Linked DNA regions of Homo sapiens: region 2 is linked to region 1. A link is an interaction called in ENCODE POLR2A ChIA-PET data of the cell type or tissue named here. Cell type or tissue: MCF 10A. All regions are shown on one strand. Region 1 overlaps APBB2 (amyloid beta precursor protein binding family B member 2). Region 2 overlaps APBB2 (amyloid beta precursor protein binding family B member 2).

Region 1 (5,000 bases):
CCAGGCTGCAAAGAGCTCCTGCATGAAAGCCCCCTTCAAATGACCTTCTAACACTAGGTTGGTGAAGGCCAACAGGCCCTTGGGAGCAAAGAGAACTTTGTTTACCATTGAACTAGAGCGAAAGAAGCCCAATAATTCACCCCTAAATTTTTCACCCCTAGAGCAAGCTAATCCCAAACGCTCTACCGATAGGTGGGAGAGTGGAATGAGCAAATATGAGAGATGGAATTGTAAATTTGCTTCACCACCCACACCAAGCCAACAGCACACACAACTGCTGCAATGCATGGATCTTCCTGAAATCCAGACCAGACCAAGATATGCCAAGAAACAATACAGGGGCAGTGAGAAAGAAGCTGCCAGTTCTTCGCAAATTTCCATGGCTCTTAGCTGAGAGCTACGACTCCAGGCCGCGCAGTGGCTCACACCTGTAATCCCAGCACTTTGGGAGGATGATGTGGGTGGATCACTTGAGGTCAGGAGTTCGGGACCAGCCTGGCCAACATGGTAAAACCCCGTCTCTACTAAAAATACAAAAAATTAGCTGGGTGTGGTGGCACACACCTATAATCTCAGCTACTCAGGAGGCTAAGGCAGGAGAATCACTTGAACCTGGGAGGCAGAGGTTGCAGTGAGCCGAGATTGCGCCACTGCACTCCAGTCTGGGCGACAGAGTGAGACTCCACCTCAAAAACCAAACAGTCAAACAAACAAAAGAGCCACGGACTCCAAAGTGCATTTCCCAAGGTAATCTCACTTGTAATTAAGAGAAGTGGGATATTCGTGGGGACAAAAAAAATGGACTCTGGAGCCAGACTGCCTGGGTTCAAAGCCTGGCTCCACACTCTCCAAGCTGTGTGGCCTTGGACATGTCATGCAGGATAGGCATAATGATACCAACTAACTCACAGGGCTGCTGTCAGAATTAAATAATACAGTAAAAGCACCTGAATTGGCTATTATTACTATGAAAATTACATCCATTTCCCATTAATGAGTCAGAGGTGAAAAGAGTATATTCTTTTCTCAGAAAAGGATTCCTATTTCTCTAAGAGTTTATGTCTAAGAGGCTATGCCCAAACGGAATCATATTTTAGACACACTAAGAAGTCATTCTGGTTTGTTGAAAGCAGTAGCTCTATGCTACAGTGGCATCAGGAACATCTGGAAAACTTTTCCAAAAGGTACATGTCTGGGCAACAGGTCTGGTTTGGAGCCCAAAATGTGTATTTTGACAAAGCAATGTCATTCTAATGCACACATGGAGGTGAGAAACACTGGTTGAAAGCAAGTCCCAACTCTACAAGACAGGTCTTTCCCAGGAGGATGGGAATAGTTCAAGGGTGTTGAGGGGTATCACTGCCCACAAAAATGCCTCTGCAACCTGTATGCTGCTGCCTGAAATTCTTTTAGCAGGATTTTTTTTGTAGCACAAACCAGAAATACATTTTAAACTAGAAAAGGAACTAATATCGATTGAGCACCTACTACATGCCAGGCCCTTTACCCATCTGTCCCGTTTCTCAAGGTCACCCCACAGCACGGTTACTATACAAATGAGGAAACTGAGGAGCAGAGAGGTTCCTAGCATAGCCGAGATTCCATCCCAGGTGTGTCTGCCTCCTGCACCACCCTGCCTCCTAGTCTATGACCTGGGCTCAGGAATCCCGGACACAGTTCCAAATCAAGGACATGAAACTGACTAAAAGGGTAGCTTTACACCCACCCCACCTCACCCTCAGGTCCTCTCAGGTTGTACTGAACCACAATCAGACCTGAAGTTTAAAGATGTAGGAAGGAGTTCTCCACTCCCACCTTGCCACCTCCTCCAAGAGAGGACTGTAGGGCAAGTCTCAAACTCACTAGGCCTTAATGCTGCATCTGTACAAGAGAAATGTATTAGCCTTAAATCGACCTTTCCCTTTCTCTATCTCTCTCTTTTTCTTTCTCTCTCTCTCTGATAGGAAACAGGAAGGAAGAAGGGAAGGGAACAGATGAATTAATATAAAGTCAGATAAAAATGGAGAAAATAACCCTATCTACCTCAAAAGGGCTATTTTTCTATGAAGCGCAAATAAGATCACAATATACACAGTAATATTAGCCGACTTACTTAACTCCTTCAGTAAATCTGCCAAGACAACAACCCAAAGAGATGAGTATTAACATTCCCATTTTTCAGATGAGAAAACTGAAATGGAAAAAGGTAAAAATAACTTGTCCAAAGAACTACAGTTTATGAATGCAAATTCAAACCCAGGATTATATCTAACCTTTTCAACTCTTAGGCCTAGTATCCTATCTTGTTGATAAAATCACTATGTAATCTGTCAATTCTTATAGAGATATTACTTTTCCCTTACTAGGAAATTTTCATGAGCTATAAAGTGCCTCTAAGCTGCAGAAAAAGCAAAGGGATGTGAATAGTCTATAAACTGCAATCTCATCCCTGGAATAAGTAAAAGAAGCTTGTAATCCTATTTGCAGCTTAATGAATGGAAAATAAATAGAAGCATCCAAAGAAAATGAAAGCAAGCAAGAAATAACATTAAGGAAGGAAGCAATAGGCTTAAGGGCAAAAAAAAAAAAAGGAAGAAGAAGGAGAAGGAGGAGGAGGAGGAGGAGGAGGAGGAGGAGGAGGAGAAGGAGAAGGAGAAGGAGAAGAAGAAGAAGAAGAAGAAGAAGAAGAAGAAGAAGAAGAAGAAGAAGAAGAAGAAGAAGAAGAAGAAGAAGAAAACATCACAGGATGCTGTTTTGCGGATACTGGAGAAACAATGCTTTTGGGAAAACATCAAGGATGAAAAACAAGGCCACGGAGGTGATTCAGACAACAGTAATGCAGTGATCCAGGGCCCAGGGCAAGCTGGCTGTAAGGAACGGGTGCGGGGCCTCACAGGTGCTGCCGGCCTGGACAGGGAAGACAAGGGCCTGGGATCAGCAGGACTTGGAAAGGAAATGACGGAAGCCCATAGCTTATGAAGTGATTAGTCAGAGTGCTTGAAGAACACCATGCACATTCCCATTTCACTCCCTGCAAATGATAGGACATGACCAGAGATTCCTTAACAGAGATGACTTTTTAAATATTAGATAAACCAGACGCAGGGAAATTTTCTCTCCAGAATGCACTCTAGTTAGCAATCAGAATGACAGAGGAGACTTCAGGGAGCTGAAGATTGCAGCAGACATAACCAGCAGTTAGGAGACCCAGGTTCAAGATACGGCTCCACCACTAATGCCCTGGGCTTGGCCGCCTTGGGCAAATCCCTCAGCGACTCAATCCATCAGCCTCCAAGAGAAGGGTGGGACAGGATGACCTCTAAGAGGCTGTGTTTGGTGACTAACTCCCTTCCCTGGTCTCCCTCTCACCCTCTTTCATCTCACATTGCAATGAGCTCTCCAATATACTTCTAGCTCAAAGAGAGGGAGGGAGGGAGGAAGGGTGGCCTAAGGATGACAAATGTGCTTAAACCTCAACATGCCTTACAAGAACTGAAAATCCAAAATATAAATCAAACTAATAAAGCCAATGAAAATTATATCTACCACTTATTGAACCATTACTATGTGCCAGACACTGTCCTAAGCACCTCGCATGCATTAGCTCACTTAATCCTTATGACGACCCTCTAAGGAAGGAGGTAGATAAGTAATTTGTCCAAGTGACACAGCTTGTGGTTAAGCTGAGATGTGAATGTGGCCTCCCGAGCCTGACCTCTTAATCATTATACCCACAGCATTAACTTTGGGGATAAGACTACCCCAGCTAATTATGATATGATGCCTCTTTGCTTTAGAATGAAATTACACCAACTCAAACTGACAGCATGTATTACAGAATGCTGCAGCTATGATCCTCTTCCCTGGCAAAAAAAAAAAAAAAAAAAAAAAACGTGGTAAGTTTGGAATTGTGATTTGGCAAATATACAGCTTGGGTGAAACCATGACTTTCATAGACACTGCTCGTTTATTCTGGAATCTCTGAGTCCAAGCCCAAAGTCTCTCTCAAAAGTATAGCATTCAGCCGGGCATGGTGGCTCACACCTGTAATCCTAGCACTTTGGGAGGCTGAGGTAGAATAACTCCTTGAGCCCGGGAGTTCAAGACTAGCCTGGGCAAGATGGCGAAACTCTTCTCTACAAAAAATTTCAAAATAAGCTGGGTGTAGTGGCAGGCACCTGCAGTGCCAGCTACTCAGGAGGCTGAGGTGGGAGGATTGTTTGAGCTCAGGAATTGGAGGCAGCTGTGAGCTAAAATTGTGCCACCGCCCTCCAGCCTGGGTGACAAAGCAAGACCCCATCTCTAAAAAGATAAAAATAAAAAATAAAGTACAACATTCCAGACACCAGGGACAATGAGGACCCCACACAGCCAACTTCTTATTTACTCAGGAGAGTAGGTGAAGCCCAGAAATGTTGAAAGAGTGGCTCCAAGTCACACAGGTAATTAGAGAGAAAGCTAGAGCTAGAATGTTGAGCCTCCCAAATTCCAGTGTAAAGTTCTTTCAATTCTTTAAAAACAAAACCCATGTCTCCTATCCCTTATTTTTTTTCCGCTTATTATAGAAACTTTCAAACACATACAAACGTAGAAAGAATGAATGAACCCCCATACAGCCAGCCATCATCCAACTTCAATGATTATTAACTCATGGGGAATCTTACCTTATTTCCACATTTATCTACTCTCCCCACCTCATCACCACCAGTTGCTTTGAAGTAAATTCCAGGCATCACACATCCTTTCATCCACAAATATTTCAGCATATATCTCTTAAAAAGATAAAATTTTTAAGAGACACTCTAAAGCATAACCACAATAGTATTAACACACCTATAAAAATTAACAATAATTTCTTAACATCAATTATCTGATCAGTGTTCAAATTTCCCCGTCTTTTTTTTTTTTTTTTTTACAATTTGTCGAATCACAATCTATACATAGATTGTGTATTGAATCACAGTCTACACATAGCAACTGGTTAAAGTATTTCTTAAATT
Region 2 (5,000 bases), 58 kb before region 1:
TCCAACATAATCCTTTTTCAAATATCCTTCCAAAATGGAATAACAACTACAACACACAATTACAACATAAAATATTTCTTTTAAGATTAACATGTGATTACAAGACAATAAAATTCAACCTACAAATTTCTATTTTTTTTTTAAATTCCACTGACAATAATATTTCACTATTACAAATATTTCACTGTAACAAAAAAATATATTTTGGGTGAGATTTTCCTTACTTTCAACTAATTCATATTTTAGCAGAGACTTGACATCCCTCAGAAATTACATGTGTATGTGCAGTGTCTATGTCTGTGTGTATGTGTGTTTGTGTGTTGCACACACACGTATATGGTTTTTGTGTTTTTTTTGGGATGGAGTTTCGCTCTTGTTGCCCAGGCTGGAGTGCAGTGGCGCAATCTTGGCTCACTGCAACCTCCGCCTCCCAGGTTCAAGCAATTCTCCTGCCTCAGGCTTCCGAGTAGCTGGGATTACAGGCATGCACCACCATACCCAGCTAATTTTTTTGTATTTTTAGCAGAGATGGGGTTTCTCCATGTTGGTCAGGCTGGTCTCGAATTCCCAACCTCAGGTGATCCGTCCACCTCGGCCTCCCAAAATATTTATTTTTTCAGTACAAATATTTAACTTCAAATAAGCTTCAAAACTCAAGACCCTTACCTTATTATAATTATTACAAAATAAAACCCAATTTAATAATAATTAAATTTATAGTAAATACAATAACAACAGAGCTATAAAATCCGATCTTACTATTTAATGCTTTCATAGAACTAAAGCAAAGTTCTGTTCTGTCTTGTTTTATTTTAAACATGCTTCAACTAACTCATTTATACTGCCAGAAATAGAGTGGAGCTATAAGACACAAAGCATAGGAAGTTTAGAAAGCTATCTAGTAATTTAATGGAAGAACAATTCCTATTGTCGATAATGTTTCTGGAACATGCTAGAGAGGATATTTGTGTATGTTTCTGTGCGTGCACGTGCATATTTTATTTTGCATATATTGTTACGGGCATTTGGTCACTCATAATTCCAAGCAGTATCCATTAAAAAAACAGATCGACTTTATAGATCTGTAAGGTCCATTTTTCAAAAAGATAAGAGAATAAAACTGAATTTTCTGGTTCCAAGCAATTTTTTCTAAAAGACAGCAAAAACATTCAACAAGTGTCTCAATTAGAATGTCTTATAGTGCCCTCAAAAAAATTCTAAAATAAAACTGGGAGGTGCATCAATTCTTCCAAGACAAAGCTACATGAAGAATTTATTGGACAAGCAATTCCACATTTTGCTTTCCTTTCCAGACAAGAAAAGAACCAAGTCGATTTCATACTTATTCTAAAAATTCAGAACCAAAAAGCCTATCCAAAATATCTAAAAGTCTAAAACACCTGAAAGCTCAGACAACTGGACTCACTTTTCTGTCACATCATATTACATTGCCTTGTATTTGATGTTTAATCACTTGCAAATCTGATAAAAGTTTTGTCACAACCTTGAGGACTCAGTTTATGAAACCCAAAAGAAATGGCACAATGTAGAACATCATCTTAATCTCTTGCAAGTTTTTTTTTTTTACACAAAGAGGTTTCCTGAGTCTCCTTCCATGTTACAAATCCATGAAAACATATAAAATTTATTAAGCCAGGAATGAAAGAAAGTAAAAAGCCATGGATCTATTGTTAACTTTCTGAGAGAGGTATAACAGAATTTTTTAAAAGCAAGTTTAAAATTACTTACTTTTCCCAGGTCTTTGGTACAAAGCTCAGAAGGCAAGCTCCTTTTTTTCCCCACAAAGTCTGTTAATTAATAGCAAGCACCCAAGGAGGTCAGGCAGCCCAAAGAGATCGATCTAGAAAGTGTGTAGAGACAAAAATTTTAAATTCAAAATCATATCAGAAATGAAAAATCAAAATACCCGACTGTCATTCAGAGTATCTCTGCATCAACAAAATAACGATGTCATTGGGATCCTTAAATGATGAGAAATGTAAACTATTTTTCTTTCATAATATACTAACAAGGCTTTCTAAATCTAGATGGCAGTTCGATCTGTCGCCTTATTAAAGTTTCAAAAGCAGGAACTAGTGAGGCTTCTTGGCAACCACTCCTGTTAAAGATGTCTTTCTCAGGGAGTCACAAAAAGGAACCGAGGGAGAATCTGGACTTCTAATTATATTGTGACTTGGGAAGGAAGGTCTTCCGAAATCACACTTGCCAGTTCCCACTTCCAAACATGAGCTCATCTTATCAACACAGAAGTAGTTGTAAATAGAAGTGAATCGGCCGGGCGCGGTGGCTCACGCCTGTAATCCCAGCACTTTGGGAGGCCGAGGCGGGTGGATCATGAGGTCAGGAGATCGAGACCATCCTGGCTAACAAGGTGAAACCCCGTCTCTACTAAAAATACAAAAAATTAGCCGGGCGCGGTGGCGGGCGCCTGTAGTCCCAGCTACTTGGGAGGCTGAGGCAGGAGAATGGCGTGAACCCGGGAAGCGGAGCTTGCAGTGAGCCGAGATTGCGCCACTGCAGTCCGCAGTCCGACCTGGGCGACAGAGCGAGACTCCGTCTCAAAAAAAAAAAAAAAAAAAAAAAAAAAAAAAGAAGTGAATCACAACAACTTAAGGAAAGTTATCAACAACTTTTAAATACTCTTCAAATGTATTAAGCACACCTTAATTTCTGCAGATAAGAATGGGAAGAGAAAGCCGTGTTCATTTTTTCCTAATGAAACAGAAAATCTGACAATTCTAACCTCACTTATAACACGCTACTTCTAGGCCAGGCACGGTGGCTCACACCTATAATCCCAGCACTTTGGGAGGCCCAGGCGGGCGGATCACGACGTCAGGAGTTCAAGACTAGCCTGGCCAACATAGTGAAACCCCATCTCTATTAAAAATACAAAAAATTAGCCAGGCGTGGTGGCATGCGCCTGTAATCCCAGCTACTCAGAAGCCTGAGGCAGGAGAATCGCTTGAACCCGGGAGGCGGAAGTTGCAGTGAGCCAAGATCATGCCACTGCACTCCAGCCTGGGTGACAGTGCGAGACTCCATCTCAAAAAAAAAAAAAGAAAAGAAAAAGAAAAACATGTTACTTCCCCAACAATCGTGCAAATGGATTCTAAGGCAATAAAATCATTAATAAGATAAAATAGTTTAAGTAGGCAAAACAGATGCCATATGTAACCTATAACCTAAAGTCGGCATACCCCTCGGGCTCTCCTATTACAGGACTTCTACTAGACGTAATTCTAAGAAGCGTGATACACTCATTTACAAGCCACAGGAGACTGCAAAATCAATTAGAAAGAGGGCACAGCTACAGCAAGTAGTTGTAACTAAAAATCAGACAGAACCCTGCAAACACCATAAGCATCATTTATTACTATTGCCATTGTTACTGCCAACATTTATATACTGTTAACTCTTATGCCAGGTTCTTCTCTGTGTCTTACATGCATTAACTCTACTTCAGATAGGGACAAGCAGAATTTCACATTTCACCTATCCCCTGGGCATCACTGTATTACCATACAGCACACTCAGTTCTGCTATAACGCTTGTGTTTTTTCAAGAGAACAATTTGAGTGTAACTCGAATTTCATGTTTCTTTATGCATGATTTCACTGCAAGAATACTAGGTTATCGCAGAAGGCTGCACTTGGGCCAAAACCAGCTGCATATGGTTACACAGAATGAACACAGTCCATGCCTCAAACATCTACCGGTGACTTCGGTTTCCACCAGTGTGCTATGAGCCACACCAAGCCATATCTGGTATCCCGACTCCATCTGATTTCAGGTAATCCGTCTGCCACCACTTCACAATAACTCCTAAGTGGCAACCCTTCTAAAGCACGAGTTCACAAGCAAATGTCAGGACTTTTTCGAGTTGAAGTACCATATTTATTGCACTATTTATGTATTTAACCATTTAGTATGTGAAAAATTTGTGCAACAGTATTTATTCAGTTCCCATCCCTTTTTAATGTGTCACTGATAGTTTTTTGAGTATTGTGTCCCCAACTGCATTCCTCTCCTAAGCACTGTGAGTTTTACTGCAGGATTCTGCATAATGTGGTTTTTAAGAACACATAGATCATTTTATCAGAATTGACTACATAATAACTAGTGTTTATAAAAGATACTTGTTATTTATCCAGAAGGGGTGAAATTGTGATTTTCATATTTTGTCATTATGTTTAAGAGGACAGCAACATATTGTAATGCAATTTAAAAAAGATTGTCTTTCACAATGTTTACAATTACCAACCATAGACACTTAAGGGTCAGCTTCAGTTACATGATAAATTTATTTATGTAAGATTCCCTAAAGTTGTTAAAGGAGGTATTACAGGACCATTTTGGACAGATCAAGATGACGGTGTTATAAAGATAGATTCTTGCAGACAAGACAGCTTAACCATAATTGCTGGAAAGGACAAAATGAATGGAATTACTTTTCATTCTTAAAAACCAATAAATTAAAAAGACTCTAAATTTTCTTTTAAAGAGTTCAAGATAGGCATAAAGATATATACAAGGAATTTTTCTATTATAAGTAATACTCTTATAAATAATTTTTAAAACACAATACTCAACAATGGATAGTTTTTTAAAATCTGTAGAATATTTAATAAAAGGAGAAAATGTTCTTAAGCAGTATTGAGAAAGTAGACTATAATGTAATATACTCATCTTCCCAGTTTTGTTTATAAGAAAAAAGACTAGAAAGAAAAAAAAAGCCAACATTTGAAAAACTGCTAGTTACAAATGGTAGAATTACAACAGAGTAATTTTTACTTTCTTTATATTTTGCATTAGTGGGAACATCCTTTTTACCCCCACTTTAACGTCACATGTGAATCCAGCCAATAGAATGAAGGCTAGCCAAAAAAACAAGAACATCAGGAGCTTCCTTGTCAATCACAAGTATTAATAGGTCCAGTCATGCGGCTGGACCTCTGAAAGTGTTTTCTATCTCATAA

Evidence for each region. Peaks named below come from ENCODE experiments on the same cell type or tissue, not always from the same donor. Only the 100,000 strongest peaks of a DNase experiment are listed, where the experiment ranks them.
Region 2: POLR2A ChIA-PET joins it to region 1 with 5 read pairs; 3 of 35 experiments call an interaction of 5 or more read pairs at or near these places.

Annotation. Positions count from the first base shown.
Region 1 is chr4:41,157,303-41,162,302 of GRCh38, forward strand. The region is part of intron 1 of APBB2 (amyloid beta precursor protein binding family B member 2); the gene reads right to left. Among named protein-coding and RNA genes, the nearest start is that of APBB2, 55 kb to the right of the region's middle. In MCF 10A, no CTCF peak of the experiment used is centred here; DNase peaks (open chromatin) are centred at 2,909 and 3,329.
Region 2 is chr4:41,098,890-41,103,889 of GRCh38, forward strand. APBB2 (amyloid beta precursor protein binding family B member 2) reads right to left here. Exons shown (of 18, transcript NM_004307.2): 3 at 1,750-1,861. Among named protein-coding and RNA genes, the nearest start is that of APBB2, 110 kb to the right of the region's middle. In MCF 10A, no CTCF peak of the experiment used is centred here; no DNase peak of the experiment used is centred here.